3 separate regions of the Homo sapiens genome follow, and all the other regions are linked to region 3. Evidence: chromatin loops called from intact Hi-C (ENCODE). Cell type or tissue: heart left ventricle. All regions are shown on one strand. Each heading gives the region's core, and the rest is flanking DNA. Links, peaks and the distances in the headings are about the cores only.

The links. A loop is a pair of places that touch in the nucleus more often than their neighbours do. Peaks named below come from ENCODE experiments on the same cell type or tissue, not always from the same donor. Only the 100,000 strongest peaks of a DNase experiment are listed, where the experiment ranks them.
Region 1: a loop joins it to region 3, with 3 times the contacts of the local background. A loop is called at or near these places in 6 of 110 quality-filtered maps.
Region 2: a loop joins it to region 3, with 2.3 times the contacts of the local background. A loop is called at or near these places in 11 of 110 quality-filtered maps.

Annotation. Positions count from the first base shown.
Region 1 is chr1:204,344,461-204,354,381 of GRCh38, forward strand. The region is part of intron 1 of PLEKHA6 (pleckstrin homology domain containing A6); the gene reads right to left. It also overlaps the pseudogene RPL21P19. Among named protein-coding and RNA genes, the nearest start is that of PLEKHA6, 11 kb to the right of the region's middle. RefSeq lists an enhancer at 4,134-4,872. In heart left ventricle, for the core only: no CTCF peak of the experiment used is centred there; DNase peaks (open chromatin) are centred at 4,551 and 6,621; H3K4me3 peaks cover 723 bases; H3K27ac peaks cover 1,979 bases.
Region 2 is chr1:204,302,137-204,312,057 of GRCh38, forward strand. The region is part of intron 1 of PLEKHA6 (pleckstrin homology domain containing A6); the gene reads right to left. Among named protein-coding and RNA genes, the nearest start is that of PLEKHA6, 53 kb to the right of the region's middle. RefSeq lists an enhancer at 1,791-2,411. In heart left ventricle, for the core only: a CTCF peak has its summit at 5,601; DNase peaks (open chromatin) are centred at 5,281 and 5,590; H3K4me3 peaks cover 1,886 bases; H3K27ac peaks cover 483 bases.
Region 3 is chr1:204,252,574-204,262,494 of GRCh38, forward strand. PLEKHA6 (pleckstrin homology domain containing A6) reads right to left here. Exons shown (of 23, transcript NM_014935.5): 7 at 8,733-8,875; 8 at 6,685-7,167; 9 at 4,780-5,296. Among named protein-coding and RNA genes, the nearest start is that of GOLT1A, 44 kb to the left of the region's middle. RefSeq lists enhancers at 1,074-1,575, 1,576-2,075. In heart left ventricle, for the core only: a CTCF peak has its summit at 5,982 (motif pointing right); DNase peaks (open chromatin) are centred at 1,694 and 5,998.

The sequences.
Region 1 (9,921 bases), core at 769-8,768, 91 kb after region 3:
GTGGTGGAGTACACCTGTAATCCCAGCTGCTCCAGAGGCTGAGGCAGGAGAATTGCTTGAACCCGGGAGGCAGAGGTTGCAGTCAGCCGAGATTGTGCCACTGCATTCCAGCCTGGGTGACAGAGTGAGACTCCATCTCAAAAAAAAAAAAAAAAAAGAAATATTTAAAAATATATAGAGTCAATTATAAAAAGTATAAAAGATGTTCAGTGTTTTCTAACCCAAATTAATTATACTGCAGACCAGTACCTCATCCATATTATCAGGGTGCCCCAGAAGTGAGTGACAAAGCAACATCTCCAAGGAGGAAAGCAGAAAAGGACAGATGAGATGTGATCCAGCCCCATCCTGCCAATCCTTCAGCCAGTGACTGGGAAGCAGGGATCCTGGCTCTGAGCCAGAAGGTGGAGAAACAAGCTGAAATCTAACCCAGGAAAAAATGTGGGTGTAAGAGTTCCATCATAACCAGAGTTCCCGCACCTCATTCCCTGTATGTCACCCCTGCCCCAAGCATAATGCCTGGAGAAGGTGGGGAAAGCGACTTACCGAGCACCAACTCTTTCAAGATATTGTGTTAATTGCTGTGGGGAGATACACATTTATCGGCGAGAAAGACATATGTGGATGGAACATTTCAGAACAACTTGTATTTCCAACTGGCTGATTCAGCCAATTAAAGGACACTTTTAAAAATATAACTTAATAAGTATAAGTGTTGATGACTTTGGCCTTGGTTCTGACAACACCAAATCTGGAAGACACTGGGCCCGATTGGGATGCTTTCTATTTTGATACAAAAAAGTCCTTCCTGAGGTCTAGACACTCTCTGTCTCCATGCTTACCACTCTACCCCCTCCCTGCAGACTTTCCTAACAAGGAGGCCAGGACAGCTTGACCACACACAGCCCATCAGAAGGTGCCTGAGCTTCCCCTATGCCTGCCAACCCAGGCTTCTTTGCTCAGCCCCCTGGCCCCACTCCCTTCGAGGTTTCTTTCCACTGAGAACCCTCTCCACACTCCCCATCTCTGCTGTGCCACTCTTCCAGAGGTCTCAGGTTCTCTTCTTCCCGCCCCCCTCAGGTCTGGGTGCCACCATGAGGCAGATGTCACAGGATCTCCCCGTTACCCTCCCCCAGCGCCCACGTGCACTGTGACCTGGGTTCAGCCTCACCCACAGCACAAGTACTAGAGAGCTGGTGGAGGAGGCACTCAAGCATTTCCCTGAAAGAACAGCAGGGCCAACAATGACTCCTCCTGTCCCCTCTTCCCCCACACTATGTTCTGCTCCCCCTGACCCCAGAGCAGGTTCCCCCCAGCAAAGCCACTGGAGCAAACCCTCCTTTCTCTGCTGAGTCACTTGACCTTAATGGTAAGAGACCAGAAGCCCTGGAGAAAATCAGCTCACCCAACTTCCCAGTCGCTCTCCACACTCACATCTGAACACACACAAGAAAAGTGACCCCTGTTACAGGGATAGCAAGGAAGAGCAGAAAGGTGTGGAGAGGAGTACAGAGAAAAGAAGAGAATGAGCGAAGCTCACCCTGCTAGCCACCACCAGATGGTTAAGCTGGCTTTAAGTGGGGACACTTGGTTTCTGGATTCAGAGAAGGCCTGTTCTGCAAAGGGAAGCTATGGCTCCTAGAGGAGCTGCTGCCCCATTGGATAGCCCCCTCCTCAATCACAAGTGGGCAGCAGGGAGCAAGGAAGACTACTGGCACTGGGTGTGGTCTCTGATTCTCCCTCCACCCTAGCTCTGCCTCTAAGCCCTGCCTCAGCTGCTTTGTGACTAGATTTCTGCACTGTCTGACAGCCCCCTCGATTATACCTAGAGCAGCTGACAGGCCCTCTCTGTATGCATGGGAACATGAGAGCAGCAAACACTCTCACTCTCACCCCCCTAGAGGAGGCAGCATCTACCACCTGCCTCTTCCAGAACACGGGTCTGGGCACCTGAGGGTGGCCAGCCGGGCAGCTCTGAGCCACCACAAATGAGCCATGACCACAGGGGAAGCCATGACAAAGTGGAGTCAAATAAATAACCACATCCCCCACACCTCCATTTCTCTTACTGGTTAATACACACCCACACTCACAGTTGGGTCACACGAGGGGCAAGAAGATGGCTCGGCAGGAAACATGGAAACATCCATAAATTCTAATTCTGATTCCTCCCTCACTTCCCAATGTGGCCATGGGTAAGTGACCCATCACCTCAGAAACAGACTCTTTGTATTCTCTTTCCCAGGGATGTTCCTTGCTGAGAAAAAGAATTCAGCGATATTTCTCCCATTTGCTTTTTTTTTTTTTAACACCTATTATGCCATGAATTCATAGGGAATAGGTTCCAGCAGCTCAGGCTCCTTCCCATTGGTTCTCACAAAGTGTGCTTCTCTGGGTGGAGCAGGCTGGCGCTTTAGTTGAATCCAGGTAACTTTCTCTTTGGCTTCTTTCTTTTTCTGATCATTTTCCTTCACACGTTTCAGGAAGCTATCTCGGCTCTTAGAGTGCTTAATGTGCTCAATACGCACATTAATTCTCTTGGCAAGAATCTTGCCTTTAACTTGTTTGTTTACAACAATGCCAACAGCATGCTGGGTAACATTGTAGACTCTTCCAGTTTTGCCGTGGTAACGCGTGTGGGGCATTCCTTTTTGAACAGTACCCATTCCCTTGATGTCTACAATATCACCTTTCTTATAGACTCGCATATACGTGGCCAAAGGAACAACTCCATGTTTTCTAAAAGGCCTAGAGAACATACATCGGGTGCCTCTCCTCTTTCCCTTTGTATTCGTCATTTTGGCGAATTACTGGAAGATGGCAGTTATGGCCGAAAGGCTCCCATTTGCTTTTGAAAGAAGAGAAATATGGCTCTGTTCTGCCTGGCTCACTGGCTGTCAGAGTTTAAGGTGATCTCTCTTGTTCCCTAAACACTGCTGTTATCCTGTTCTTTTTTCAAGGTGCCCAGATTTCATATTGTTTAAACACACATGCTCTACAATTTGTGCAGTTAACGCAATTATCACTGGGTCCTGAGGTGACATACATCCTCCTCGGCTTACGAGATGACAGGATTAAGAGATTAAAGTAAAGACAGGCATAGGAAATCACAAGGGTATTGATTGGGGAAGCGATAAGTGTCCATGAAATCTTCACAATTTATGTTTAGAGATTGCAGTAAAGACAGGCATAAGAAATTATAAAAGTATTAATTTGGGGAACTAATAAATGTCCATGAAATCTTCACAAACCACGTTCTTCTGCCATGGCTTCAGTCGGTCCCTCCGTTTTGGGTCCCTGACTTCCCGCAACAAAAGGTCACCCTGGACAAGCTGGGAGAATAGAGTATATTGAGTGGGTAGATGGCAGAGTATATGGATGCAGAGATTAGGGGTTCCTATAAGAAAGATACTCATCCAATTTCACAGTGTAAATCAGCTCTTCTTGAAGCACTGGGCATGCTCTCCTTGCCAGCTGGTACCATCCTGAAGTACCGATTCTCCTTATCAGAAACCCACCATCTCCCCAGCCTCTACTCACCCAGCTGGAGCTAGAAACGTACATCCAACTTGAATTTCAGCGGAATTCCTAGTCGCACACACCCACCACCCTGGCCTGTAACACCACATGTTACAGAGGCACCAAGAGCCGTAAATAACAAATCAAGAGCCTGGACAAGATACCTTCTGACTGCTCTCATTTTTACAGTTGGAAATGCTGCTTAAAGCAGTGGGTGCTGAGTAAATTAACAAGAAACCTAGAGAGACCAGGACATGGCTAGAGCTGAAGCTTCTTGACCCTCTGCAACCTTCTCCTCAAGCCACGGGCCCTAATTCAGCCATCAGCCACCCTTCAGCCCTCCCTTCAACACAGGGCAGGTTGGGCAGCTTGAAGCTGAAAAGAGAATACGCCCAAACAGCAAGGAAATGTCTCCCAGCCATAAATGCCTTGCCCGTTCTTCTGTTTGCAAAGAGCAAAGTCCATTTGGGAAGGGAAGGAATGGTACCAGCTAGTGAACCCCACACAAACCAACCCGGTCCTGAGAGATGGACACACAGGCTGAATTCACACAGCATGGCTGAAAATGGAACCGAGCAGTGTGGATTCCTTCATTCGCTCCTGCTTCTCATTCCAGGCCTTATCTTTATTTTATCACAATAAATATTTATAGGGTCAGCATTTGGCCTGGGTATTCCACAGCCACTCGCGCCCCTCTTGCTTCAGGCACTCCCAACTCAGCCCCCAGGTGCCAAACCCCCCCCCCGCCATCTCCCCCACCCTGCTGACCTTAGCCTGTGCTCAAGGCCACACTTGGCAGACATCCTGCTGACTGTCATCTCCATTGTCAGATGGGAGATAGACAATGAGAAACGGGCTTCTCTGGGGACTGGTTTAAGGCTTTCCTGTCAAAAAACCTCCCAGAAGCCTGAGGCCTCTAGGCATGGCCTGGGCCCCTGACACCAAGTCTGCCCTCACAGTGAGGTCCAGTTGCTTGGCAACCAGAACAGCTTGTCGGGAGGGGTTAGCTTCAGCCCACGCAGCTAGCCCCACCCATCCTTCCCGGCTGACTCCCCTCAGACACGGAGGGAACACCCAGACTGCTTCAAGCTTGGCCTTCTCTTTTCACAGCTCTCCTCAGTCCCAGCCTCTGCAGTCCCTGAGACAGCAGACAAGAGGAGCCTGAGTTCCGGGCCTGGCTCCAGGCCCTCAATTTTAAGGGGGCCAGGACAGACACCTGGGATCTGTTTGGATCTTGAGATCTCTCTTTCTCTCCCTATAAGAATCCTTGAGTTCTTGGCCGGGTGCGGTGGCTCACGCCTATAATCCCAGCACTTTGGGAGGCCGAGGCGGGCGGATCACTTGAGGTCAGGAGTTCGAGACCAGCCTGGCCAATATGGCGAAACCCCGTCTCTACTAAAAGTACAAAAAATTTAGCTGGGCATGGTGGTGTGTGCCTGTAATCCCAGCTACTTGGGAGGCTGAGGCAGGAGAATCACTTGAACCCAGGAGCCAGAGGTTGCAGTGAGCCAAGATCACGCCACTGCGCTCCAGCCTGGGCAACAGAGCAGGACTCCATCTCAAAAAAAAAAAAAAAAAAAGAATCCTTGAGTTCTCCTCACAGCAGGAATAAAACTGGGCAGCAGATTCAGCAGGCGTTAGGGTGGGCTGTGGACCTGAGCAACAGAGACCCAGCTCGAGCCTTGGCTCCAGGACTTGCTGCTTCTGGCCCTAGGCAAGTCATGAGACTTCTCAGTCTCGTTGACTTCATAGATCAGAGTGGCGAGGATGCCCCAGGTGATGGCACCTGGAAGGTGAGAGCAGTGGGGGAGGGCCTATACATACCTGAAGAGCCTTAGTGCGCATGCTGTCTCAGTGTTTCACTGAAAGAAGTGACTCATCTGTGAGTGCGAAAGCAAGTTGAAGGGTGAAGACTATCTTTAAAAATAAATATGTATAGGCCAGACAAGACTGCAATATGACATGCACCACTTACAGTAAGGGTAACACGCATGTGCTCCTGGAATGTATTTCTACTGGTTGCAGTCAAAAATTTCGATGTCTTCCTTTTAAAACATTCTGGCCAGGCGCAGTGGTTCATGTCTGTAATCCCAGCACTTTGGGAAGCTGAGGCAGATGGCTCACTTGAGCCCAGAAGTTCAAGACCAGCCTGGACAACATGGTGAAACCGTCTCTACCAAAAAATACAAAAATTAGCTGGGCACAGTGGCAAGCACGTGTAGTCCCAGCTCCTTGGGAGGCTGAGGTGGGAGGATGGCTTGAGCCAGGGAGGTCAAGGCTGCAATGAGCTATGATGTCACCAGGACACTCCAGCATGGGTGACAGAGTAAGACCGTGTCTCAAAAACAAAAACAAAAATAAAAAAACCTTTCTTGCTCTTGCAGATGTTCCAACCTGTGTAACTTGTGTTCTGCCCTCAGCAGAGTGAGCTGGTAAACTCCTTGAGGTAAGAGCCATGTCTCTAATTTGTCAAGAATTCCAACCATCCCACCACCATCCCCTCCGCAGGGCTGGGCTCAGAGCAGGGTTGGCCTCTAGTGCAAGCTCTTCACAGGCTGGAAAGCAGCCACCAAATCAAAAATCACTATGGAAGGAGAGGAAGGAACCCACCGCTGACGGTGCCAGGCACTGCTCCCAAACGTGTGCTCTGGAGGTCCAAGTTCTCTCCATTTTACAGATGAAGAAATCAAAGCTCAAAGAGGTAAAATTGTCTGGGAGATGGGGGCGGGGGGAGGACCAGGACTGACGTCTTGGTTTGGATGGCCCCTGGTTTTATCACTGCCAGGGTTAGCTCCTGAGCCGCCCTGTCAAATCCCCTAAACGTCCCATGAAGGCCAAGACGACTCACACTGCAAAACATACACACAAAGGGTCGGAAACAGCACAACATTCTTTCCTACCTGCCTTTTTCTGGCTTTCCCAGTCCCACGAGGGAGAGAGGAGAGGGCTGTGCTGGGGGCATCTGGGATCTGTCTTCCTCCTTGTCCAGCCCTTGTCCTTCTCTGCCTCTTTTGAGGCTGACTTCCCCCAGCTCACCACCCTCCTCTCCGAACGCCAGCTAACCGGTTACCCGGGCAACCCAGCTGGGAGGCCGCCAGTTACCACGGCAACCCAGCATGGCCGCCAGGCTGCCTTGCTTAGGAAGGTCAGGGGACCAGCCGGGCTACCGAGCAGCTGGGATGCTGCTGGCAGGACTGGCCCAGGCAGGGGGAGTGGGGTGTGGCGGGGGGGAGGTGGCCTACGTGCCTGAGATAACTAAGTTCCTGCTGTCAGGGGCCACCTTTCCCTTTGACATGTTTCCCATGAAGCAGGCTCCCCCAACTTGGGCATGAACCACAAGCCGTCCTCCCCAGTTCCATCACCCAAGCCGAACCCGACCCCTCCCACCTTCTCTACAGAGTTCCGGTCGCCTCACCTCCAGGAAGGCTTCTCAGGCTGAGCAGCAGCCAGCTGTCATTCAGCCTAACCCCAGGCCCTCTCACCCTCCGCCCTTCCTGAGCATATCCAGGAGTCCACACATATGCAACATGCGTGTGTCAGCGTGCAGATGTGGTCTCTCTGTGAAATATGGTGGTAAAAATCATAAGGAAGAGCTAATATTTTCTAGTACTTACTATGTGCCTAGCATGTTGTAGGTGACTTGTGTGAAGTTTCTCAATTGAGCCATACAACAATCATATTATCCTCACTTCGCAGATAGAGTGCCTGAGACTTAGAGAAGGTGAGGGACTTACTCAAGGCTGCACAGGTACTAACCAGCAGAGACAGGGTGAGGCTGTGTAGGGACCAGCTTCCTGGAATTCCTTCAGCTCCTGCCCTCCCCAAGCTCCTCCCACCAACCAATCCCAGGCCTGGTTTCAAGGTGACATTTTTAACTTTTATTAAGTTATTAAGTTTCACCATGCCCAACATGGTAAAAACTCATCTCTACTAAAAATACAAAAATTAGCCAGGCGTGGTGGTGCATGTCTGTAATCCCAACTACTCAGGAGGCTGAGGCAAGAGAATCGTTTGAACCTGGCAGGCGGAGGTTGCAGTGAGCCGAGATCTCGCCACTGCACTCCAGCCTGGGTGACAGAGTGAGACTTTGTCTCAAAAAAAAAGATTATTTAGGCCAGGTGTGGTGGCTCACACCTGTAACCCCAGCACTTCCGGAGGCCAAGGCAGACAGATCACTTGAGGCCAGGAATTTGAGACCAGCCTGGCCAACATGGTGAAACCCCATCTCTACTAAAAATACCAAAATTAGCCCGGCATGGTGGCGCATGCCTTGTAATCCCAGCTACTCAGGAGGCTGAGGCAGGAGAATTGCTTGAACCTGGGAGGCAGAGGTTGCAGTGAGCCAAGATCGCACCACTGCACTCCAGCCTGGGCCACAGAGCGAGACTCCGTCTCAAAAAAAAAAAGAAAAGAAAAAAGAAAAAAAGACTATCCAGTGCCACATGTTTTCTTCATATTATTTTATTTCATTTACTCCTTGCCGCTGCGGAGACTTCAGTCTCCTAACAGGATAGCTTAGGAAACAGAGACCCAGAGAGGTTAAGTAATTTTCCCAAGCTGAGACCCGGCTTAAGGTTTCTGCCTTGGGGAACCTCCTAGGAGAGTCTATCCTTTTCTTTTTTGGCCACCAACATATGTAGCATATGTCTGTATCATATACAGCATGGTCGTTTGCTCACTCATCTGCTCCCTTACAAGAGCGTGAGTTTAAAAATTTTTTTTTGACCGGTCACAGTGGCTCACGCCTGTAGTCCCAATACTTTGGGAGGCCGAGGCAGGAGGATCACTTGAGCCCAGGAGTTTAAGACTAGCCTGGGCAACAAAGTGAGACTCTGTCTCTACAAAAAATAAAATAATCAGCCAGGTGTGGTGGTGCATGCCTGTGGTCCCAGCTACTCAGGAGGCTGAGGTGGGAGGACTGCATGAGCCTAGGAGGTGGAGACTACAGTGAGCTATGATCATGCCACTGCATTCCAGCCTGGGGGACAGAGTGAGGCCCCATCTCAAAAATAAATAAATCAAAATAAAAATTCATTTTTGCAACCTAGTACCTGCCTGGTACATAAGGAGCATGCAGTAAGTATGTACCCAAAGCAAATGGTAGGGCCAGGCTCCCAAGTTCTACCCACCACTTAATTCCATGCTGTCTCTACCACATCACCCTGTCTCATTCACTCAGCCAATCAAAAAGCAGTTACCAACCATTTTGTGACTGGCTCTGCGTGAAACATCACAGATACAAATAAGACAAATCAGGCCATCTCTTGCCTTGAAGAAGTACAGTGGAGTGAGAGGCAAGGCTGAGGAGAACAGGGAATAAATTCCCCACCACTGCCCTCACCCAAGGCTTTCTCATGAGTGTTTCTCTGTGCCTGCTCCTTGGGGCCTAACCCTCCCATCCAAAGCTTCATATATCCAACCAACATTTGTTGAGCACCTACTATGTGCTAAGTACTGCCCTGTAATCACTCATAGTTGTGGGGAGAGTTGGCAGGATTAGAAGACAATGGAGTCAGGAATTACTGGACAGCAGAGAAGTGACTGAGAAGGTCAGAGTCCAAGAAGCAGTGGCCAGGGCCACCGGGAGCATATGGAGAACTTTAAAGAGCTTTCACATTTGATGTGATCATGGACTTTCAGGTCGCATTGCTTTATATTCACACCTACTTCCTACACCTAACTCATTTGATCCTTGGTGATAAGGGCAGGGTGGGAACTATTATTCCCATTTTAGAGATGAGGATACTGAGGCTCAGAAGGGGAAAAGCATTGGGTTAGGAGGAGGAAACCTGGGTTCTAGACCTCACTTGTCATTCAAACAGGTCTCAGCACTACGCCTCTATCACCATACTCCCACCCGCACCACCCCACCAAAGCAGGTTTTTCTTCCCTGCTCCGATCCCCTTCAATTCCCCAGTGAGACAGCCCCAGTTTCAAGTGAGGTTAGCAGGATTGCTGGATAGCCTGGATCCAGTCCCTGGATAGCCCACTGCTGCTCATGTGGTCCCAGGAACCAAGCAAAACCAGAACAATGACCGCACCACCTGAGGCTAGGTAGAATTTAAGAGGCTAATTGCAAGAATTTGTCTAATTAAAAGCAAATTGGCACCTGCAATTATAGATGCCTGTTCTTCTCAGATCATGATGAGCCAGACTGGGGGGACACAATGATGTCAGAGCTAAGGAGGGACCTCACCTCCTCCTTAAAGAGGGCCCTAGGCCACCTCACTGCAGAAGTGGAGCTCCGACTAACCCGAGGAAGACATAGCTGAAACCAGGGTGGACCAGCTACCATGAAGCCTCAGCACTGATGCATGTTTATCAGATCAGCACTGGCAGCTCCAGCTCTATTTCCTGAATTCACACGGTGAGGACCAATCCTTTACAGAGACTAAGTGGGTG
Region 2 (9,921 bases), core at 904-8,903, 49 kb after region 3:
GCAGAATTAAACAAAGAGGATGGTGGCAATCAAATTCAATTCCCTCATGTTACAAATGAAGAATCTGAGGCCCAGAGAGAAGGATTGAGTTTTCCAAGACCATGAAGCAAGTTAGAGACAAAGCTGGCCCTGGAGTCCAGGTATTGCTTTCCATAATCTCACCATGATAAGGAGGGGGACATCTTCAAAAGTCCAGGAATATCCTTGTTGACCTTGCATGTGTCATGTTGCCCAGGCTGGTCTTTGCATTCAGGAAAAGCCATGCTGCATGATTAACGCCTTCTTCCTTCTGGCTTGAACATCTCAGAAGAGATTCTAATCTCTAAGAATTTAGCTGTACTCCCTAATGCTGTGTCCCAAACTTATGCAAAGTTAAGAAAAGATCCTCCTTGGGGAAAGCCTCCTTGGGGAAAGCCACCACTGGAGGGGACCAGAGGTGGGCTAAGAAAACCACTGCCAGCCGGGTACAGTGGCTCACGCCTATAATACCAGCACTTTGGGAGGCCGAGGCGGGCAGATTACCTGAGGTCAGGAATTTGAGACCAGCCTGACCAACATGGAGAAACCCCATCTCTACTAAAAATACAAAATTATCTGAGCGTGGTGGCGCATGCCTGTAATCCCAGCTGCTTGGGAGGCTGAGGCAGGAGAATTGCTTGAACCCAGGAGGTGGAGGTTGTGGTGAGCCGATATCAAGCCATTGCACTCCAGCCTGGGGGACAAGAGCAAAACTCCATCTCAAAGAAAAAGAAAAAGAAAAAGAAAAAGAAAACCACTGCCTGTCACCATCATTCATCTGCCCAACCCTAGGTGGAGCCATCAGATGAAGCACGGAGGGGTCTAACCTGAAGAAGCTCCTCAAGTGGCAGCTATCTTTAATTTACACTTCTTGGATCCTTTTCTTTCTTTCCCCCCTCTGCTAGTTTGAACAGCCCCATGGTATCCATCATCAGTCACAGGTTCAGGCTTTCCTGCATCACCGTTCTTAAGGGCTATGCTGCTGGACTGACCCATCACTATCTAGAAACTGTCTGGAAAAGAAAATCTCACACACCTTGGCCTGGTCTTCCAGATCGGAGCCAATCTTCCCTTTAGTCATTTTCCCTATGCCTCTTTGCCCTGAGAAAGCTCGAGAATCTGCCACCCTCTCACCCTCTCCCCACAGTTGAACAACCTTCCTAATTTAGGAATCTTAACCACTTTCCTAGGCTAGGAGGGCTCTTATTTCAGGACATGAAAATGGGATGAAAAAATCAGAAAGTTTTCTTATATAAAGAAGTCCTGGGTATCTGCTTTTAGGAAAAGTGTCCTAGAATGAACCTCAAAAAAGAGCATCTAGTTCAAGTCCTAGGGTGGTTTCAAACTGAGTTTTTCCTAAAAGCTTTTGCTCATACAAGTCTGCATATATGTGCACACCAACCATGTGTCTCAGATTCTGGCAGCTGGGCACCTGTCTGGGGTTTCCCACATATTTGTTGTAATTCCAGGTCTGAATCCTCAAAAGGTAGAAGACTCAGACACTCTAATACCCCCAGGAGCCTCCAAATTTACAAAAGCTCCAATCTATATTATTTTGGGGTACGGGGGTGGTGGTGAGACAAGAGTCTCACTCTATTGCCCAGGCTGGAGTACAGAGGCGCAATCACGGCTAACTGCAACCTCTGCCTCCTTGGCTCAAGCGATCCTCCTGCCTTAGCCTCCTGAGTAGCTGGGACTGTAGGCGTGTGTCACCATGTCTGGTTAATTTTTGTATTTTTTTGTAGAGACGGGATTTCACCGTGTTGCCCAGGCTTGTCTTGAACTCCTGAGCTCAAGCGATCTGCCCGCCTCAGCCTCCCAAAGTGCCAGGATTACAGGTGTGAGCCACTGTGCCAGGCTTAGCCTATATTCTTGAGAGTTCAAGAAGACCCACCATTTCAAAAATTGATATCAAGATTTTTAAATGTTCTTGACTTCAACCACCCAGTTAACAACATGTTTCTCACACTATTCCCAAAATCCAATCCACAGATCTCCTTGCTCTTTTCCAAAGATAGAAGACGACCTCCCTCATTTCCAAAAGGTGACTGTAGGAATAAGAATGCGCAAGTCCTAATCCCAAAGCCCTGCTATCCCTGCTATTCAGGACAAAGGGGAAGAGGAAGTGAGAGTACATTCCTTCACCGGGGGCCTGACCCTGGAGGTAGAAACCTCTCACAAAGTAAGAATGGAGAAAGACTCAATATGTTTATCAGTTTATCACATTCTAAAGACCCGCAGGGAAAGATGGTAGTGACAAGATCAGAATTCAAGTTTTCAGAAATCTGCCCCAAAAGTGGCCTTATCAGGGACAACCAATATAAGATTGTCAACTTTTAATTTTGCTAAATAAGGATATTTTAAAAGCCTGATTACCATCTACTCTCACCATCAGCTCTGAAAAAGGATAAGCTAGTAAATATTTCAGCACATCTCCTGCCCCTAAAAGATGTCTTCTAATACATTTTGCTTTCTGAAAAAAATTGGTAAATTTTCCCTATTTTTCTTATTTTACCTCAGACTGGTGAAAACTCTGTCACAGACCAAAACTTGGGAATCACTGGGCCAGAAGACAGCTCCATGTCCCTTTTAGCTTGAGCCTAAAAATTAAGAGAAAGATCCTACGCTTTTGGGATTCAGACCTTCTAGAAAACCTGAGTAGGGCAGGTATGGAAGGGAGGGGGAAATTAATACACATACTATTCTTTACTTATATTAAAGGCACTCTGTCAATTACAAGGCACTGAACAAACATTGGTTGTTATTTTATAAAGCAGGTGTCCAGTGAGCATCTACCACCCTACTGAAACCTCTTAAATTTCTGTGAGCCCCTGAATTTTACCATATCCTCGCCTGTTCAAATAATTCAGGGACAATAGAGAAGAAGGCAATCTACTCCAAGTCAAGAATTACCTGAGGAAAAAAAGTATGCCTCTGGTGCGTGGTAGAGAGCATCAAATTGGCAACGTAACAGAGACATAGACCCAGTGATGCCATTTCAATTGCACGATGAGGGGGCCCAGAGAGGACTGGTTCCATACCAGGGAGCAGTTTTCCACTCTGCCTTCCCTATCACTGCTTCTTTCTCATTACTCTGATGCAGAAAGTATGGGGGATGAACAGGTAAAGGAAAGTGCGTGCATTGCTGGGCAGTGGGGTAGAGGGAGGTGCATGCAGTACTGCGGCACGCTGGATTAGGAGTTGGATTCTAATCCATCCCTCCTGCTGACTAACCATAGCAGCATCTTTTGGCTCCAGTTTCCTCATCTATATTGTAGGAATATTTTTCCCATCTTCCCTACAGGATTGCAGGTAAACTGAGAGACCCTTGAAGGCAGATCCAGTTCTTTTCCATCTCTCTATACTCAAAATCTAGCACACTGCTTAGGGAAGAAGAGGGATCAGTAAACACCTGCTAAATTGAGCTAGAATGGGAGTGTGGGTATGAAAGCACACTTGGTCTGAGCTGCAAAGCACTGTACAATTGAACAAAAGGAAGAAATTATGACACTCTTTTGGCCAAAATTATGCACAGCAGCATCTACCAACTACATAAAGATGCTATGAATTCTATTTGGAAGTAGGTGGTGACATAAATAAAAAAATGTTTAATGCCCATAGTTTCAAAAATAACCAGACTGTACAACCTATTAATTGTATTGCCTAATAAATGGCTGTGTGATTGCCTTCTAAATTCCATTGTACTATATGATTTCTTAGGCTTAAAATGTATTTTTGTTGCACTTTGCCCATCCCGCATCACCTCTCATACATTTCTCCCACTATATTCAGAAGTCAGTAGGCAAACGGTGGTTTTCTCACCTATTCTGGATTATATCGACATTGAGAGTTGAGATCACTTGCCTGGCTGCAGCTTTGGAATGTGTCAGAGTTTAGGACTCCCCAATCCCTCTTTTTGTTCCTTTCCATCCACCCCATATTCTTTCTCTAGCTTTCTCCACCACATTCCTCCTCCAATGTATATCTCACCACCCCAAATCTGCTTTTCAAAAACCACCTCCAGCCTCTGGCTCTGTCCCATTGAGTCTGGGCCACCCACCATTCCTGCGAGATCCTGCCTCACAGCATGTGCTGCCCACAGGACCAGTGACTGCTCAGATGGCAGCCAGGCCAGGCTGCCCACCCACCAGCCCCTGTACAAGGCAGTTCTCTGATCTCTGCTCCTTGCCACCAAGAAACACCACACAAACCCTAGGAAGACGGGGCCACATTCAGCCAGCCTTACCCACCATCCACCAATCACCTGTCTCGCCCAAATTTCTGCTTTCAGGCAAAATGCCAATTCCTCCTCCCCCTCTTCCAAGGCTTTGGCCTCCATCCTGCCCAATTCTGAGGCACTGAGAAGAAAGTGCTCCTGCCACTTGCCCCTCATAGCTTTGATCCCTTGGGTTGGTTCAAGCTAATTTCACATGGAGACCATGCTGGAATGCATAAGGATCTCACCTTCCCAACAGACAGCTTTACAGGTAGATTTATAAGAAATGTTCCAGGACATAAAGATAACAACAGTAGATAGATACCGGGGACTCCAAAATGGGGGATAAACCTATTGGGTACTATATTCACTATTTGGGTGACTGGTTCAACAGAAGCCCAAACCTCAGCATTATGCAATATATCCACGTAATGAACCTGTACATGTACACCATCCCCCACCATCTAAAATTAAAAAAACAAGTGTTCTAAGCACCTACAAAATCCAGGGCTTACCCTAGGGGCATCAGTCCTCTGGATACACATGGGTTGTACTTATGTCTCTAAATTCCCTCTGCAGCCCCCTACCCCCAAGGGAGAAAATAGTCACCTTCTAGAAATTAGATATTTTCTTTAACTTTTTAATGAGAGACCCCGAGGAAGATGAACATTTATGCAATATTCTTATTTGCTAGAAGAGAAAGAAGGGATAAATGAAAAGAAGAAGAGGTAAAAGAAAGAGGAAGAACAGGTAAAAGATTTGCTTCCCAACTATTAACAGAAGTACCTGCACCACACACACACTCACACACATTCACTCTCACACACTCACACTCATTCATATCTGCCTTACTGTGAAATACTGCTCTTTGCCCAACATGTGAGTTTTTCTCCCGGGTCCTCTCCACTGAAAGTTTGGCTGGCCCCAGATCTTCCTAGCGGAGATCCCCAGGACCCTAGATTTTACCTTCCATGCCAGATGTCAGGACCCAGCTGGGAGACGCAGACTGCCGACTGAGAAGGAGTGAAGCAATACTTCTGATCGGAGAAAGCTGCCGAGGGTGGCGGATGCACTGCCCATGAGAAGGAAGGAGACAGGGAGAGAGCCTGGGATTCCAGAATTCCCCCAGCCTTCCAGGAAGACTCTGGTGTCAGCTCTCTCCTTGCTCCAGCGCTAACTGAAAACCTAAGGAACATCTCCCAATAAAGCTGGCTCTGAAATCTGAAACTGCAGGTTGGCCAAGTCCTATATAAACACACTCACACCCCCAGTTCCTCGGGTCTGATGGCTTACCCGCCCTCGCGTTCCCCTCACTCCCTACCCCGCCTGCTCATTGGAAACATCAGACAGCCCTCTAGCTGCAGCAACTCCTGAAACCCTAAGCTGAGCTAGCCCAGCGGAGCTGAGCCCAGAGGTGCAGGCACTGGGAGAGAGCCCTGCCAGGTGCTCTCCACTGTCTCTCCCAGCCCCAACCCCTCCAGCAGTTCAAGTCCAGGTGCTTAAGTGGCACTCAGGATCGAGGCAATAAGGGCAACAGGCAAGTCTGCAGCTTAAGAGCAGAGATTTTGAGACTATTCCTCCATATTAGGGAATATTCTCCTAAGGATCCGATTCTAGATAACTGGGTCTGACATATATAAATGGCTAAATTTGTCTTCCTCACCTCTCCCAATTTTCTGCATATCCTTCTTATGGAGCTCCCCTTTCTTTTGTGCTTCCACCCATAATAGAATTAGGCCAGGTGAGACTAGGAAGGGACTGTAGCAATTGTAACAAATGCCTCATTTTGCAGATAAGAGAGCTGAGGCCAGGATGATGACATGGCTTGGCAAAGCCAGGGAGTGACTCCCAGCCCGATTCGGCATCTTGGATGGTAGAAGGAAAATAAGAGGCTTACAAGTCAGATGGGCTGGGCAGTGGCTCATGCCTATAATCTCAACACTTTAGGAGGATTGCTTGAGGCCAGGGGTTCGAGGCTGCAGTGAGCTATGATCCTATGATCATGCCATTGCACTCCCACCTGGGTGACAGAGCGAGACCCTGTCAATCAATCAATCAATCAATGTCAGTTGGAACCATGCTTTAATACAACTAGATACTCACTTGGACCACTGATTGCAAGAAAAAAAAAATCACTTAACCTCTCTGAGCTTCAGTTTCCTTATCTGTAAAATGAGGCTAAGGATCCCATCTGAGTCACAGTAAATAAGGTAACATGTATACAGGGGCACATGGTAGGCACTCAGTAAATGCCCATTGCTCTTCCCACTACCTCCAGTCGCCAGCTGACTCAAGAAGGTAATTCTTTTTCTTTTTCTTTTTTTTTTTTTTTTTTTTTGAGACAGAGTCTGGCTGTCGCCCAGGCTGGAGTGCAGTGGCACAATCTTGGCTCACTGCAAGCTCCGCCTCCCGGGTTCACGCCATTCTCCTCCCTCAGCCTCCCGAGTAGCTGGGACTACAGGCACCCACCATCACGCCCGGCTAATTTTTTTGTATTTTTAGTAGAGACGGGGTTTCACTGTGTTAGCCAGGATGGTCTCGATCTCCTGACCTCATGATCCGCCCACCTTGGCCTCCCAAAGTGCTGGGATTACAGGCGTGAGCCACCACGCCCGGCCTCAAGAAGGTAATTCTAAATTGCCTGTAGTATTTACTGTTCCTCCAGTGGCTGGTTTCATGTTTCTCATTCATTGTCTTTCTGTCACTCTATTAACATCCATAGTTTACTTTGTACAGTGCTCAGCATGTAGTGCTTCATTTCTGTTAAGGGAAATATTTGACGTGCAGGCTGAGGTCATAGACAGATTCACACTGAAGACTCCCTGCAGGTCTCCCCCGCATCTCAACCTCCAGGCTCCAAGCTTCAGTCCCATGAGCCCAACCACCTACTGAGCATTTTCCTGAGGGTAACCAGACTGAACCTTAAACTCAGCATGCTACAATCAAATTAAGATTGACCACCCACTGACTAATATATCATTGTACAATCACACGCCGCATAAGGTCGTTCTGGTCAACGATGGACCACATATACAAAAGTGTTCCCATAGGATTATAACACTGCATTTTTCCTGTACTTTTTCTATATTTAGGTACACACATACCACTGTGTTATAGCTGCCTACAGTATTCGGTACAGTAGCATGCGGTACAGGTTTAAGCAATAGGCTACACCATAAAGCCTACGTGTGTAGTAGGCTATACCACCTGGGCTTGTGTACGTACACTGTCATGTTCGCATGACAACAAACTTGCCTAAAAATGCACTTCTCAGAATGTAGCCCCAAAATTAAGTAATGCATGACCATATTGAGAAGGAACTGTACAAGATATGGTAAATGAAGATAGTATCAATTTAGTATGATGCTTCTTGGACTAAGAAATAATTTATGTTAACTACCAATATTATATTTGCCTAGAGCAGGAGTCAGCAAACTTTTTATGTAAAGGGTTAGATATATATTTTTAGCTTTGTAGGCCATACAGTCCCTGTTACACTCAATGCTACCATCATAGTGCAAAAGCAGCCACTCATAAGTAAACAAATGAGCAGAAACAAAAAAGCATAGATGAATGAGTGTGGCTATGTTTCAATAAAACTCTACTTGTGGACACTAAAATTTGAATTTCATGTGTCACAAAACATCATTCTCCTTTTGATTTTTTTTTCAGCACCAAATATAAACCCCATTCTTAGCTTAAGGGTCACGCAAAATTAGGTAGTGGGCTGGATGTGGCCCATGGGTCACAGTTGGCCGACCCCTAGCTTACAGCCTCTCAGGAAGGATGTAGCAGACACTGGTAACAGTGATCCTCTCCAAGGAGGGGACTGGGCATAGATGAGAGATAGATCGAGAGAGAGACTTTCACTGAATACTTTTCTATATTGTTTGACTACTATGCATGCAAGTGAAAAAACAAAAATCAATTATGAATGGGCTCCCCATCTAAGTTCACCCTTACTTCTATCAATGTCAATGTTAACTCTCCTGGTTAAACAGGGTTATAACTTCCAGGTCAACTTTGACTCTTCTATTTCAGTCTCTCATCCCAACAGCAGTCAGATCTGAAATCCACTGGCCCAGTTCACCAAAGTACCTCAGCCTACTACTGGCCATCTCTTACTCCCTCCCCTTCCCGCATTCCTACTACTGTCTTTACCACTCAACTGTCATTTACATACAACCTTGACCCTCAACTGACTTTTTACGCCAAAAACGTTTTTCCAAAAGAGAGACTGAAGATTTTTAAGGATTGGACTATTTATTGCAATTCCTTGCCTTCCCTCTCAGCTCCTATACAAATGCCTTATACGTAGTAGAGATGCAATAAATAGTTGCTTGATTGCCAATCTCTCATCCTGCTAGAAATGATTAGGAACAGAGGGCAAAGACTCATCTACAATAAAAGCTAGTTCTGAGACATGCAGCAGGGAGAGTACACAAAAGCTCAAAGACTTTGGGAGAAAAAATCATAGTAAAGGACATTTAGGGAGAGAAAAGAGGCTCTGCTTTGGAGAAGGAAGTCAGGAAGAATGCCTCCGGTGATGATGCGGGTGTGGGGAGGAACTTGCCCTAATTCCAATCTCTAGTGCATTAGCCTAGAGTTAGGGAAACCCCTTATCCTGAGCTGGGAGATTTGGTGATCCCAGAATGAGAGCCTCCCACATTTTGGAGGGATCTCAGCATTAAGCAGTCTGCCCTCCCAGCCGGTGCAGGAAAAGGCCTCAGCAACCACTATGAAAGATGGTTATCCACAGGCCGCTTGAACTCCTGCAGAGACAGCACACTCACTACTTTGGAAGGTAGCCTGCTCCATTGTTGAAGAGTGCTGTTAGAAAGTTCTGCGAGGTGGCTCATGCCTGTAATACCAGCACTTTGGGAGGCTGAGGCAGGCAGATCACCTGAGGTCGGGAGTTTGAAACCAGCCTGACCAACATGGAGAAACCTCATCTCTCCTAAAAATACAAAATTAGCCAGGTGTGGTGGCACATGCCTGTAATCCCAGCTACTCGGGAGGCTGAGGCAGGAGAATCACTTGAACCTGGGAGGCAGAGGTTGTGGGGAGCCGAGATCATGCCATTGTACTCCAACCTGGGCAACAAGAGCGAAACTCTGTGTCAAAAAAAAAAAAAGTTATTCTGCTTCTACTCATTGTTTCTAGTTCCAGAACTAAGCAGATTAAGGCTTCTTGAGTGTAACAAAAAAAAACTAATGATAACTGCCAAATACAATACAGTTTTCAAATATTTCTTCCTTCCAAGATGTTCAAAGGGTTTTTAAACACAAAATCATCAACTCTTTGGAACTGAAAGTACCTTTGCTCAAAAATATTTATTGAATGAAATTGAATATAATTCCTTTTCCTACTTCCCAACATGAAAGCCCTAAGATTACACTCTAAAGGGAATCATTTTATTTCTTTAGAGGAGGAAACTTCACAATCACCCATGGCCATGCGGGCCCTAAAATCCTTAAACTCAGAAAATGCATCCTAAGATCTAAACTGAATCCCTCGTGCAATAGCATTTCCTCTGGTCTCAGCCCATTTCTTACCCTTCCTACTATAGGCATTAAGTTGGTGCTACATGACAAAATGCTAATGCCTAATGCTTGAGCCAGTGCTGGATAGATGCTTTATACATATTTTCTCATTGAATTCCTACAGAAACTCTGGAGGTGGGTGGT
Region 3 (9,921 bases), core at 1,300-9,299:
AGGGAGGAAAGAGCCACATTAGGGAAGATTATCTGGGGTTTCTGTTCAGAGGGTCCCCTGTGATTTTTCCGTCATCTCTCCAATCTCAGTTGCACCCACACTGTCCTTTCTTCCTCTTACCCCTTTTAGGCAGCGGCCCACATACAGCCTTGCTTCTACATGTTGTAGGCAGGGCAAGGGCACCCACCATCCCATTTGCAGGGTCTGCAGCATTTCAAAAGGCTTTCCTAGGAACTGATTTTTCTACCTCTTTAGCCCTGTAATGCAAGGGCCTTGAGGGCCAGGAGCCATCCATGCACAGTAACCTGTAGGTATCTCATTCCTTCCCCAACACGCAGATCCAGAGCAGTAGAGGAAGCGAGCAGGAGTGTTCTCATCCTGGCCTGCTCCCGCCTGTGCTGCGGCTTTGGGGATCTTTCAGCACAGGTGGGTCTTACCTCTAGGAGGATTCTTGTGTGCTACCTTCTGTCTCTTCAAAATGTTAGATTTTGTAAGAAACTACCTAACCCAGTGCCTCACACATGGTAAGGAGTGCTCATTGATATTTTTGAGTTTGGGAAAAACAAAATAATAACAGCAGCAAGTGGTGACTGTCACTCCTTGCGATGCCTGACAAAGAGCTCACATATGCACCCCTGCTTGATTCTCCCAATACATCTGTGAGGTTGAAAGGAAAGGGCAGATTCTACAATGCCCATTTTATGATTGAGAAAACAAAGACCCAGAGAAACTAAGTGACATTTCCAAGATTAAAAAAAAAACAAACTTCCTTGTAAATGGCAGAGCTAGAACTAGAGCAGCAGTGTCTGACTATGTCCTGGACTCTTCTCATCATACAAGACTGCCTTTTAAGAGTACTACCTACGTGAACCCTGGGGGCGAAGCCTACAGTGAGCCGAGATCGCGCCACTGCACTCCAGCCTGGGTGAAAGGGCGAGACTCCTTCTCAAAAAAAAGAGTACTACACTTGGCCAGCTACAGTGGCTCATGCCTATAACCCTAGCACTTTGAGAGGCAGAGGTGAGAGGATCACTTGAGGCTGGGAGTTTGAGACCAGCCTGGCCAGTACAGTGGGACACCCATCTCTACAAAAAAAAATTTTTTAATTAGCCAGGTGTGGTGGCTGCACACCTGTCTGTAGTCCTAGCTGCTCAGGAGGCTGAGGTGGGAGGATCACTTCAGCCTGGGAGGTGGAGGTTGCAGTGAGCTAGGTTTGTGCCACTATACTCTAGCCTAGGCAACAGAGTGAGATCTTGTCTCAAAAAAAAAAAAAAAAACAAAAACAAAAACAAACAAACAAACAAAAAGGAATAATACCCTTTATCCATGAGGGAGTCTTCTGGAAGGCTAGTTCTGAAGCCCCTAGCCTAATGGACCAGCCCCTCTGTGAGGGCAAAAGCCCGCAGGAAGGGACCCTGCTGTCTGCACTGAATGCTTGGACAGCTGGGCATTGTGGATGGAGTAGAAAGCCAATCACATGGGTGACAGGGAGGATAGCTTGCTCAGGAATCCGGAGGTGGGTGGGCCATGAGCCCTGCTCCTCACCCCTGCAAGGCACTTTGGATCTTGTTTCCCATCAGCAGGATCCTGGACCTCCCGGCCCTGCTCAGAGTTGGAATCCTGGGATCTGTTCCCACATGGCCCAGAATGCTCATGGTGTGGACACAATGAGCTGCTTCTGGAGCTGGAATGCCACGGCCTCCAGGGCCAGGAGCCATCCCTGTTTATTGAACTGTGGACATTGGTGCTTCCTAGTGCCTGAGGCCTATTACAAAATCGAATTGCGACACCGACATGAAGCCCTGGTGAGATGGGTCACATGGCTTGTGACTAGAAGAACCAACAGTTGCAGCTATAGCATCTCATTTAAAATTTTTTTTTTCTGTAACTTTAAGAGCATGAACTCATCCTAATGAGGTTTGACAGCAGCTTTGTCACACATTAGATGTTTCCTCAGCTGTAAACTGGGTCAGAAGCTTGGAGTCACTGTCCAAGCTCGGCTGTTCACTGGCTGTGTGTTCTTGGCATGTTATTCAACCTCTCTGTGCTTTAGTTTCCTCAGCTGTAAAATGGGGGTAATAATAGCATCCATCTTACAGGGTTATAGTGAAGATTAAATGAGTTAAGATCTGAAAAATGCTTAGAATAGTATGGGGCATGGAGGAGGCATCCAATTATTGTAGCTGTTGTTATTATTATTATTATTTCCACCCCTCCAGGCTGCCTCCACAGGACAGTGTTGTGTACTTCTAGGTCGTGGTTTGTAGCACAGATCTAAACTTAAGAGTATGTGCTTATATAAATACCCAGCATATTGACCCCCAGCCTGTCTAAACTCAGTCTCACAGCTCCCTTAGCTTAAAAGACAAGAAAGGGTTAGAACCCCGGAGCAGAGACCAGGCAGCCACTGCTTGCAGCTCATGGAACATTCACTGCCTCTTCAGCTTGCTCACCTGTAAAACTGGGTTGATAATACTCCCTCTGTTTGCACTGAATTCTCAGGAATGCACGAGCTGTTTATGCAAAAGGGCTTTTGGAGGAACTAATGAATACACTGAGTGAATATTACTTTAAAAATCATCCTAGGGAGGGTCTGCAGGCCTCAGTTTACCAATTATGGAGTTTAACAACAACCTGTAAAATATGATAAGATGATTTCCCAGATTCAGGCTGAACTAAATCCCTAGCATTTTAGGCCCAGCCTAGAGCTCCCTCGACTCTGCGACTCCCTCCTCTCGCCAGAAAAAATGCAAATTCCCACCTGCCCCCTGGGGGCAGTTCCATCTGAGCTGAGCACTGGAGAAATAAGAGGTGGCATTAATTATTCATGTGCCTACTTATTATGCTTCTTTCCCCAGGAAACTCCCAGCTGTCCTAAAGGGCTTTGAAGAGAAGGGGTGTGTAGGCGCAAACCAAAACATAAGCCACTTTGTTGTGTCCTGCTTGCACCAACAAAGGTTGTCAAATGGCTGGAAGATGAGGAGGTGGGGAGGAGTGGAGAGATGCGACAGGAAGGCAGTGGGATGATAAGGGGGGCACCAGCTCTGCCTACCTGCTGATCCAAATACTCTAGGTTTCTTTGCAACTGAAGATCTAAAAGTTCATCCTACCCGGAGCCCGAGGCCCAGAGGCCAAACAGCAACACAAACAAACAGGAACACACAAAAGAAAACAATAAAAAAAGAAGCAAAGCAGTTAAGAGTTAGCGACAAGGACAAGGAGAGGCTTCTCCCTCTGCCCTTGAGGAGTTCTCAGGAAGGGAGGGGTTGAGGATGTGGGCAGGCAAAGTAGTTCTCTACTGGACACTCCAGGAGAGGAGGGGCACACGCAGACCCCAGTGCCATCTCTCCTAGGTCTGCCTAGGCCTCCCTGGGAGAGGTGAGTGTCATCAGAGCAATTTAGGCAGCACTTGTTAGCAGCTGTTTCTGAGTTTTCTGGAAAAATCGGTTGTTTCTGGGTGCGTGTGTTTGCTGTGGGCAAAGCTTATATGCTGTGGACACTGGCAGAGTGAGAATCAGACAGAGAGGGGAAGGAGCAGCCGCCTAGCCTCCAGCCTGCCCAGCCCTCCTCCACTCTGGCCTCCTGGTACTGTTATGGAAATGAGTCAGCAACAGGCTTTCTGGAAAAGGATTCTGCCTGTTGGTCCCAGTGGTCCTCCCCAACCCTCCCAAGTGGAGCATCTTATCTAGGTCTCTAGGTGGTGGCAAAAGTTCTCAGGAGAACAAATTCCAGGGAGAGACACGAGTAGAAAGAGGCAGAGAAAAAGGAGGAGATGCAATTCGGAAAATTTTTTCTTCCTCAATCATATCGCTTGTATCTCTCCCCAAAAGTGGCATTCCAGGCAAAGGACAAACATGAAATAACTATGCTTCAGGGGAAAAAAGTTTAGAAGATCTTGCTTCTTGTTAGGAGCTCTGGCCTGATTTTTCCTGCCTAGGCCCCTTCTCCTGCATGCTGGAGAGGAGAGGGACCAGGATATTACATGCTCCCAGATCTCATCCCTCCTCCACGGGCTGTGTCACAGAGGAGAAGGGGTTATTGGCACCAAACTTGATACTGGGGCTAGAGTCCTGGCTGGGAGGGAGGAGGTATCCAGAGGCTGCTAAAAACCAGCCAGGCCAGGCACTAGGCACAGAGCGTCCCTGGAGTCCGCCCCAGTTTAGCTCCACCCTGAGTGGAGCACGGTGCGGGGAGGCCCTGAGACAGGTGGAGGGGAGAAAGGACGTACCATCTTATCGTGGACCGTGGGGGATGGTGGGTAGTTGTAGGGGAACAGTCCTGCAGGGACTGGCCGCCTGTCTCCCAGGTAATCATACTGGAAGAGAAAGGGATCGCAGAGGTGAGGGGTCTGGCTGGGACACGGAGTTCCCCAACAGCTGAAGCTCAAGGTTAGAGGTATTTGTGTTCAGTTCCCAGAGCAGATCCCAAACTGAAATGGACAGCAGCCCCCCTTGCAATGATCTGTCCAGGTCCTCAAGATTTGAAAAGACAGAACCCTCTCTGCCCTCTTATATGACGGCATGGTATCTGGCACAACTTGGGGGCATGTACAGAAAGCAATGTCCCCACTCAAGAGGCAAAGCCATCCCCAAGACAGCTCTCCTACAGACAGAACCACAGGCCAGGGGCTCCGCTGGGCAGCACTGCTGGTCCTGCAGACAAACGGCCCAGTGGCCCCGTGGCACAGATGCTCCCACATCTCTGCCTTTTCTCAGTAGATGGTCTTAGGCTTCTGGGGACCTCAGGGGATGAGGAAGGAAGGGCAGGCTGGTGGCTCACCTTGGGGGAGCTGATGGATCGCCTCATCACATAGGCAGCAGGGTCAGCATAGATGTCCTCACTGCGAGGTGGCAGCCGCTCAAAACGGGCACTGGGTGAGCGGACAGGGGAGTAAATGCGGGCACGGCTGTAGGAGCCCTGGCTGGGTGAGCGGGGCACAGAGTGGGAGCGGGGCTGCAGGGACAGGCGGCGCAGGGAGCTAGAGGCGGCATCCAGCTCATCATAATAGACTGGCTGCCGGGAGGGGCTTGGGATCCAGACGGTGGCATCCTGCCGCCCGTAGCTGGCGGGCTCCTTCCACTCTCGCAGCTGGTAGGCAGGGCCACCCCCATTGCGGAAGGCATGGCGCTTGTCCTCCAGGGCCCAGGGCGGGCTGATCCGATCATAGGCCGGCATGGAACAGATGCTCTCCGGCCGCACTCCTGGCGGGTAGTACTGATAATCATCGGGGTACTGGGAGGAGTAGGGGCCATAGTACTCAGGGACCCTGCGAGACACAGGATAGAACCTAGAGGGACTGAGAGAGAGGGGACATTGTAATGAAGGCAGACAACACGGGCACCCCTCCACCCACCCCAGCCCCACCTCCAGGTCCCCCAGCCTAGAGCAGGGTGCTTGAATAGGTACACAGGGGCTGAGGTTTATTCCAGAGATGAGGGAAAGACTCCTGTCCTCACAGCCCCCCTCCTCAAACAACTCCCCAAGGCTGGACACTGCACCATTCAGAGCTTCAATCTTTGCCTCTTTAAAATGACATATCCCTAGGAAGAAACGTGAAGCCTTATCAGCCATCTCCATCTCAGCATGAACCAGTTTATCAGATCTTTTCTGAGAGAGGCAAATAGAAGAAAGTCTACCAGGCACCTGAAGGAGGGCAATGTAGGAGGGATGAAAGAAAGGGCGGCTTCCTGATCTATTTTATATTATTTTAGAGATGAGGTCCATTCTGTCACCAGCCTGGAATACAGTGGGGCCATCAAGGCTCACTGCAGCCTTGAACTCCTGGGCTCAAGCAATCCTCCCACATCCACCTGTAGAGTAGTAGCTGGGACCACAGGTGTGAGCCACCATGCCCAGCTTCCTGACTGTATGATCTTGTCAGGGACAGAACCAGTAGATTCTTGGGACTCATCCCAAGTGGTTCTCCCCAGAGCAGGCCTGATGCTCCCAGGCACCAGACCACCAGCAATGCGCAGCCGCTCAGGCCACTAGAGGGCAGGTTCCTCCCGGGCCCCATGGCCTTCCTGAAGCTGTGGCCTGCAGTCCCTGGAGCTGCCCAAATCCCCAGGGAAGGAGCCTGCAGCCCATTTGCCCTGAGGGACACCATTGGGCCCAATAAATGTCCCCAGATATTTCAAAGTCAGTCATTGGATAAAGGCGTAAATGGTCATAGATGGCCATGTTGGGACCAATGAGCTACTTTGTTTTGTTTTTTAACTTCATATAAATCATGGCTTTAAAACAATTAGAGTTGTTCAAAAATGGAATGAGTTGGTCTGGCAGTTAGTGAGTCTCAAGTGGGTGGAGCACTGGGGAGAGGATGTTGTAGGAGGGCCCATAGCTTGGATGGATGTATGACTATAACAACTTCAGGCCCCCTCCCAAAGCCTGCTGTGTTCTGGGCTCCCCAGCACGCCGTGGAGAGGCACTGGGGCACTCTGTCCCTTCTTCTGAAGGAAGCAGACAAAGAAACCAAGAATCAGGGACAGCAGCCAGACTCTAATGGTGGAGCCATGGGGCAGGCAGGATTTGGGCAAGCCAGGAAGCATGGGATTTGCTTGGTTTCCCAACTCAGCCTGCTTCCAGAAGGTTTCCAACAGGGGATGCCTCGTGGGCTATGACCCCACTCGCACGCTCTAGCCATAATACCATATCAGCCCCACCCCAGCCGCCGGCATGCCTCACCTCCGAAGGTCTTCAGGCGGGGGTACCCCCCGGCGCAGATTCACCCACTGCTGAAGCTGGTTCATGGAGCTCTTGCGCTGGGCAATTTTGTCAGGGTTGGTGCGTGGTGGGAAACTCCGCCGGTGTCCCCCAGTCTCTCCATCCTGAGACGGGAAAGCTGTGCTCCCTGGCCGGCTTGGGGAGTGGTACTGCCAGCCATTGGGCTGGGCAGGCTGTTCCCCACCCCCTGGCACTCTTGGGCCCTCGGGGTAAGGGCTGCCCGGCTCTGAGGCTGGCTCCGGTCCAGCTGGGAGGCCATTGGCTTTCACCGGAGGCTCTTTCTTGACTTCTGGCCTCTCAGGCCTTCTCTCTGCCTTCTCACAGCCTCGGCCATCACCCTCCCCTCGAGTCTTGGCCTCTGGCTCAGGCTTAGGGAGGCTGTTGTGGGGTGGCTGCTGGTGGTGCTTGCTGGGTGGGACGTTCTCCGAGTCTGGCTTCTCATGGCTGCAGGATGCCAAGGGAGATGCTGTCAGTGACTCTAGCCCAGCATGGAGTGGGGCAGGGGGTGCCAGACTGGGAAGAAGAGGAGTGGGGAAGGATGGGCAGGGAGGTGGCTGGAACCAGGATTCTATGAACTCCAGTTCTGCTTCCTAAGTCCCACCCCTTCACCTTCTCGCTCCAGCCTGGGAAATTATTATACAACCTAATCCGCCCCTGCCCACACCTGCTGTGTTAACTCTGCCCCCCACGTCTTCTCTGCAGGTCATTCTCCACCCCACTCCCCTCTGTCAGTCTGCTTTGAGCCCAGCCTTCAAGCTATGGCATGACTAACCTCACCTAGTCTTGGTCCTCTCTGCGATCTATCCCTGACCCAGCTCCCCAAACTGGGTTTGCACTCACATCAGTAACTGTCCTTGATACTCCAGTGACAAAGGCTTGTCACGGGGCAGCTGTCTTTCTTATAGAAAGTTATTTAACTGCCAAGAGTCTTGGGCTCCTCATCAGCAGAATGGGCATAATAATAGCTCCCCTCCTAGGACTGCTGTGAGATAAAACATGGCGGGCACCAGGAGCAGAAGTTTCTGCTTTCAAACTCACAAGCACATAAACACGCTAGTTCCCTTCTCCAAAACACATTTCTTCCAGGACTGACTTTCCATGAGAATACAGGCCCCACAAGGGTAGGAACATGGCAGACTTTCTTCCCCTGTGTTCCTAGCACCCACTACAGTGCCTTGCACATTTATATTTACAGTAAGTATTTGTGAAATGAATGAATGAACTCTTGGAATTATGCCCCTTGGTTGAAGCGAAGATGGAAATTTGTGACAATTTTCCCCCTACAGCTTCCCAAACTCCACATATTCAAGTGGGATTGTTGAAACATTGCTTGGTAAACATTTCTAAGATATGTGGACTTGGAGCCTACACTGTGAAACCCCCTTTTCCTGGATCCCCCTTAGCACCTAACTCAAGACTCCACATCCAGTTAAGGGAGAGACAGACGCTGAGACCGTGGGTGACGGCGGGCGATGGGAGCGGCCATATGTTAAGAGTTTACTGCATGTTGAGTGTTTTACACGCACTCTGTGTAGGCCTCACAACAACCCTATGAGGTAGAGTTGTATTTGCTGGTTTTTGAGCAGAGGAACCTCGGGTTCAGAGAGGGTGAGTCCCTTGCACTGAGATCACGCTACAGCCAAGTGGACAAGGTGTGATTCAAACCTGAGTTTATTTTCCTCCAAAGGCGGTGTGCTTAACACACACAGCCGAGAAAAACCAGCAAATGACCCTGACCTCTGGCTCCTGGCCAGACCCCAATGGAACCTGGCTTTTCTCTTGGCCTTCCCGAGCTCAGAGAGAAGAGGAGGAGCTGGCTAGGGGAAGAGAGACTTCAGGCTCTGAAATCACTCAGCCAGGCCTCCCGCCTGGATGCAAGGAGACGGCTCACACATTCTCCAGGGCTTCAAGTAGGCACACTGGGATTAGCAATGGCCCAGAGCTGGGTGTGTCTTCCATTCCCCTCTTTATTCTTCCTGCACCCCCACACTCAATTCCCTGGCACTCACCTGTGCCGCACAGCTTGGGGCACTGACTTCTGGGCTGGAGGGATCTGTACTCGAGCAGCCTCCCCCATGGCCTGGATCCAGGCCTCTTGCTCCTCGGGGCTCTCGGCACTGAAGAAGTAGGTGCGGACCCCGGCATGCTCAGCCTGTGGGGAGAGGCAGCGTGTGGAGCTGGCCTCGGCCTCATCCACCCAGCACACAGTCACCTGTTGGGAGAAGACACCAACGCCCACAGAATGGGCAGTCAGTTGGGCCATTCCCTGCACCTGGGGCTCTTCCCCATGCGGAGCTCAGGAGCAAGGTGAAGAGGGCAGCTTGCAGCTACCCCGAGGGTTCCAGCTGGTACCCACGTATCCACCTTGGCTGGCTCTCTGGGCACCATTAGGCAGCCCAATAACCAGGTCAGCCTACTTGCCCCACCTGGGGTAATTAAAGCAGGAGGGACAATGATCACACCCATTCTCCCGGCAAATTCCATGTTTGATTTCAAAGGCAATGACCCCATGTCTGGGAGAGAGGACCCCCTGAGCACATGCCAATCTTAGCCCCAGCTTCACTGCTGAGAAGCTAGCACTGTCTCTTCCACGTGGAGAGACAGCCAAGCCCCTCTCTGCAGGCATGCAAAGCAGGCACTGGCATACAGATGGGGCACACTACCTAGTTGGTGGCTGCGAGCAGGTACTGCGGGCGGGAACCCAGAAGAGAGCTCCTGTCCAGAGGAGGGGTCCTCACGCGGTCAGAAGGAGGAGAAGCAGAGAACAGGTCAACCAAACACCAAAGGGAGAGACAGAAGACGACGTGGCAGGAAACGGTGAGGAGCACAGGGAAGGGGGAATATTCAGATTGTCCTCTTCTACTCAGCATTCCCCCGGGAATGGCAGCACCCAACAATGCCCAGTTCTGCCTACCAAGGGGTGGGGAGTGGAGAGCTTGCACCAGGGAAATTCAGGCTGGTGGTGGAGAGTGAGTCAGGGAATCGCAGTGCTAAGCCTGGCTCTGCTCCTGACCAGCTCTGCAACTGCAGACAAGTTGTGGTTTTGCTCTGGTCTTCACTGATGCATCTATTTCACGGGAAAAGAGTCTGCCTGGTGAAATTCAAAGTTCTTAGGCCACAAGGAAAAGAGGCCACAGGACTAAATGCTTTCTGGGACCTCAGCACACTTCCCAGTGAGATCCTCAGTAGCCTAGCTTA